Regions from separate parts of the Homo sapiens genome. Here region 1 is linked to region 2. A link is a loop called in an ENCODE intact Hi-C map of the cell type or tissue named here. Cell type or tissue: B cell. All regions are shown on one strand.

The links. Peaks named below come from ENCODE experiments on the same cell type or tissue, not always from the same donor. Only the 100,000 strongest peaks of a DNase experiment are listed, where the experiment ranks them.
Region 1: a loop joins it to region 2, with 6 times the contacts of the local background. A loop is called at or near these places in 3 of 110 quality-filtered maps.

The regions. Positions count from the first base shown.
Region 1 is chr16:50,280,647-50,283,146 of GRCh38, forward strand. All of the region lies in intron 1 of ADCY7 (adenylate cyclase 7), which reads left to right. Among named protein-coding and RNA genes, the nearest start is that of MIR6771, 11 kb to the right of the region's middle. In B cell, no CTCF peak of the experiment used is centred here; DNase peaks (open chromatin) are centred at 619 and 1,505; H3K4me3 peaks cover 1,623 bases; H3K27ac peaks cover 2,500 bases.
Region 2 is chr16:50,023,676-50,026,175 of GRCh38, forward strand. It overlaps CNEP1R1 (CTD nuclear envelope phosphatase 1 regulatory subunit 1), which reads left to right and starts at 1,550. Exons shown (of 6, transcript NM_001281789.2): 1 at 1,550-1,665. The coding sequence starts at 1,641. RefSeq lists an enhancer at 1,239-1,740 and a silencer at 1,554-1,863. In B cell, a CTCF peak has its summit at 1,341; a DNase peak (open chromatin) is centred at 1,466; H3K4me3 peaks cover 1,451 bases; H3K27ac peaks cover 1,656 bases.

The DNA.
Region 1 (2,500 bases), 260 kb after region 2:
CATCCCTAGAAGTAGCTCTCTGGGGCCAGGTGAGAACATCAGCCTTTTCCCTCAGTTTTTCTCCAGTTGCCTATCCTTTTCATTAACTGATTCAGCCTCCACCCCCAGCCCAGTCCCAACTAGGCCAGAGCTGGCCTCAGAGGTCTGACACAGCCCCTCCTTTGCAAGAGGGGAAACTAAGGCACAGGTCAGGCAAGAGACTTGTTTAGGGTCACAGAGCAGGTTGGTGGCTAAGCTGGGACTGGAATGCAGGTTTCTGGTCCCCAAGACTGATCAGCAGCCTGTGCCCTGGGAGTGGGAACAAAGTCAGCCTGGGGGTGCTTGGGGGCTATGGAGGGGGAGCAGGGTTGGCTGGGGGCTCATGCCGTTGGGGAATTTCAGTCTTTGCCCCTGCTCGGCAACTTTGCAGGCTGTTAGGAGATGCGGTGGGGGGCCTGCCCACTCTGCACCTGCCTCTCCCTGGACCCCATGGTTGGGCTCTGACCCTGCAGGGCTTCCTCTGACACTAAGCGTGCCTTCTTGGCCATTTGCCAATTTGTCTTGCAAGCTTGGCCTGTTGGACATCATGACCTGTGCAGACAACCTGGTTATCAGCACCCCCAGTTTACTGATGAGGAAACTGAGGCCAGAGTGTGCAGGCGACTGCTATTCACAGGCCATTGGTAGCAGAGCTGGGATTGGGTGCAGGCATCCTCCCAGAGGCCAAGCGTAGCTGGGAGAGGTGTGCTGTGGCAGGTAAGGCAGGTGCGGCAGGTGCAGCAGGTGCTTCCCGATCTTGAGGGAGGCCCTTTCTTCATCTGCCCTCATCCTTTGGCTGTGGCGCCCTCCTCCCTCACCCATGCCACTCTGCGTGCTTCCCCACCCTGGGCCTGGTGCAGGATTCTGGCTGGCTACCCTGCTCGGCCATTCACGTCACAGGTGTTTGCCAGGACCAGCTGCGGGACACACACACACAGATCCCACCACGACAGTTTGGCAAGTCAGGGGCCGGGATATTGGACCCACACTGGGAAGGCCTCTTGGTACGGGAGGTGCCTGGGAGAGCAGGGCATGGGGGCCACAGGGCTCTGGGGACAGAGAGGGCTGGGCTTGGGGGGATGGGACCTTGAATACCAGCAACATTGAATCCCTGGGTCCCACGAGGTTTACTGGGGGCCTCTTAGGTCAGGCTTGCACTGGGCAGAGCAGCTGCTGGCTTCATGGAGCTCAGGGTCTCTTGAGAGAGTTCGCGTTAATATGAGATTCCCTTGGCAAATGAAAAATCTGCCTGAGACCCAGCCTACCAGGGGAGCCGAGAGCCGGCAGGACCGGGGGCGCGAGACGGAGCATGCAGGTTTTTTGTCTGGAGCTGCGTGGCGTCCCAGGCAGGGTGTGGGCCCAGGGGCCTGAGCGGGGCCTCTTCCCTGGAGGCTTCCATGCCCCCCTCACTCCAAGGTCCCCACTTCCCCTTTTTGAGGCCAACAGGGCCCCAAAGCAGCCCTGAGCCTGCTGAGGCTCGGCCGGAGGAAGCCAGGCTGTGGTTTCTGCCAACAGTGGCCGGGTGAGGAAGTGGGTGTCCTGTCTGCATCTGTGAAAGCTGGGGGTTTCTAGAACATACTCCCTGCAAGGGCTGTGGTTGTGCTGGGGACGCTGCCAGATCAGCTGGACTGGGGAAGGATTTTCCGAGCACCCAGGGACCTGGCCCTGCAGTTGCAGTATGGAGTCCCAGCCTCTTGCTTCCAGCAGGTCTTCTGGCTGGAGAACCTGGACCCAGCCAGCCAGTATTTGATAAGGAGACCACAGTCCTGCCTTAGTTGCAGGGAAGGGATAAGGGAGTGTGTGTGGGGTTGCTCAGCAGGCTTCCTGGAGGAGGAGGCCCTCCTGGAGTTCGCTGGCCTGAACTTGCTCCTGCAAGGCAGAGGGAAGTAATTCGATGGGGTCCCCTGAGCTCCCCACCTCTTGGTCATAGCTCTGTCCTGGGCCTTGTTTGTAGGGAAGAGGTTGGTGTTTTGGGATATTATGGGATTTCTGGATGCCAGCCCCATGAGGGTGATAGGGACCCCGGATATCCTGTGTTTAAATCCCAGCTTTTTTTTTTTTTCCAGACAGGATTCTCTATCACCCAGGCAGGAGTGCAGTGGCATGATCATAGTTCAGTGAATGTAGCCTTGACCTCCTGGGTTCAAGCAATTCTCCTGCCTCAGCCTCTCAAGTAGCTTGGACTACAAGTGTATGCCACCAAGCCTGGCTAATTAAAAAAAAAATAAACAACTTTTTATAGCGATGGGGTCTCATTATATTGCCCAGGCTGGTCTTAAACTCCTGAACTCCTGGCTGGGGCTGGGCTGTGGAGCCTGGAAAGTGTGATGGAGGGATGAGCGGGGCTGTCCCCTCCAAGACCCAGCTCCTTTCTGGAGGACTGGCTGTGTCTGCAGGGGCACACTCTTACCTCTGTGCTGACTGAGACCCTTCCAGTTGACTCTGAACCCACTGAGGGGCCACGGGTGCTTGTTAGACGCAA
Region 2 (2,500 bases):
TGGGTCACATGTTCACTTTGGGGTAGAGACTTAACATTTAAATGCATTACAGTTAGACCCTTTACGTCAAAAGGCGAAGCAGAGAACATAAAGGCACTCATTGTGCAGCCTCTGTAGACTGGCTAGGGCCAATCTATGGTGGGTGGTCTCTTATCAGGAGAAAGTTACTGAAATCAGTCTCTTGTCTAATGAAAGCAGGAGTTATGGCTTGTGGAACAAAGGGATCAGTTAGTCAGTGACTGGTACTTGGTAAGCTGCAATTGTTTTAATATTGCTTGTTTAGCTGCTAGAGGAAAAAAACGAACATTGTGGCAGTTAGAACATCGTTTATTCTTTAAGTGTCTGGGTCTTGAGTGATTTAACCCTTGCCTGGCAGGGCCTTAGGTCTTGTTTATAAGTTGGTATGTTACTGCCACAAAAAAATCTAGCCCATCAGTCTTAGATTCTTTTTTTTTTCTTTTTCTTTTTTGACAGTCTCACGCTGTCACCCAGGCTGGAGTGCAGTGGCTCACTGCAACCTCCGTCTCCTGGGTTCAAGTGACTCTCGTGCCTCAGCCTCCCAAAGAGCTGGGATTACAGGCATGCACCACCACGTCTGGATAATTTTTTTGTATTTTCAGTAGAAACAGGGTTTTGTCATGTTGCCCAGGCTGGTCTCAACTCCTGACCTCAAGTGATCCACGCGCCTCAGCCTCCCAGAGTGTTGGGATTAACAGGCGTGAGCCACCGCGCCCGGCCAGGATCTCTATTTTAACACAACTATTCTTATTTGAAATCAATTACTTATTTGCATGTTTGTTGCCTGCTGTAGCCCTTCCTCTTTGCGGGCAGGAATCCTGTCTACCTGGCTCACACGCGTATCAATACAGTGTCTAGCATGTTAGGCAATAAAATGATTTTGAATGAAAGAATGCCACCAATAAATGAACAAGAAGGCCTTGTGATCAAATACAAATGTAGTCAATCCCTTACAGATCTCTTCTTAAGTTATAGGTATTTGGGCTTACACTTTGCCTCATTTAGGAATTATGAAAGCTGGGTGATGTGAGAGGAAAGTAACCAAGAGAGAAGTGTTTACTTAAGGGGTTGGTTATCTAGGATACCATAATTAAGGAAACTGGTTATTTAGGGTTCTAGTTAGTTCTGTACAGATTTCATTACTCCTTGAGATCCTTGAGGACAGAACCAGCTCTTTGATTTCTGTATCCCTCGCTAGCGACCAGAATAATGCCTGGAAGGTAGTGGGCGCTCAATCAACATTTGACGAATGAAAGAACCAAGCGGGGAACGGGGGATAAATGAATGAACGAACTGGCTCCGGAGGGCTGCAGTTCCTCCCCGGGGCAGCAGGCGACGCCAGCGTTACGCCCGCCTGGCCGCCGGCAGTTCTTGGTCCCTCCGGCTGACCGTCCAACGCTAGGCGCCGAGGCCGGTGCAAGAGACAGCCAATAGAAAGCTGTCTTAGTTGGAGGTCTAGTAGAGGAATCCAATGAGCGTAGCGGGTCTAGGCAAGGGGCGGTGCGACGGGGAGGGGCAGCGGGGAGCGGTTAGAGGTGGGAGTTGGCGCTGCGGGCCGGGCGGGGGCCGCGGAAGCTGCGATGCGGACAGGGCAGCGGCGGTGACCCGAGCTGCCGCCCGACATGAACTCGCTGGAGCAGGCGGAAGGTAGGGTGGGCCGCCCGGGCCCGTCCCCCGTCTCCCCTCGGAAGCTGGCGGTGCTCCGGAGGAGCCGGCGTCGTGAAGACCCCCGCCCCGGGAGGAGGCCGCAGAGGATGGAGCTAGGGGCCCGGAGCTTGGGGGCGCGTAGGCGGCCGTACCTGGCCAGACGCGGGGGGCGGTGCCTCAGCTCCCTGAGTCCCCACAAACCTAGAGGGTCGACCTCCTCGCCAGCTTCTATTTTTATTTTCTTTTCACTGGCAGACACTTGCACTTCGTGCATTGCAGCCTGCTAATTCATTTCATTTCATTCTCACAGCCCCGCGAGTTGTATCCCTGATTCCTGCGGTGGTTTCCGGTAACTGCCAAGGTTAGGAAGTGCTGCTCGGTGTTTTAAAGTTTAAAGCACACCACTGCGGAAAGGATACCCCACCACTCACTCGGAGCAGCTTAGACGCCCCTGTCTTCTAGAACTAGGCGCTGCCTGGGTGCCACGAAGATCACCTGTACCCCTTCGGAGGGGGCAAGGGGAATGTCTTTCCACACCCACTCGCTATCAGTGTCAAGAAGTCTAGTAAGGCCAGACGGCGTAGCCATTAATTAAATATAAGAGCTGGAAACCGGAGGCGGGTAATTGCAGTCAGGTAGACCTCGAAGACTTTGATGTTAGGCACTACGTGGTTCTAATAGGAAGTTCTTGGTTCCCAGAGAGCTAAAACTCGACCTGATTTTAATTTTATTTGCAACCCTGAAAATGTTCGCTTTTGGCGCTGGCCGAGGCTGCTGCTTATTTCTCCCAATACCATTTATGAAGCTTCTAAAAGTAAATCAGCAAGTTTTCTTA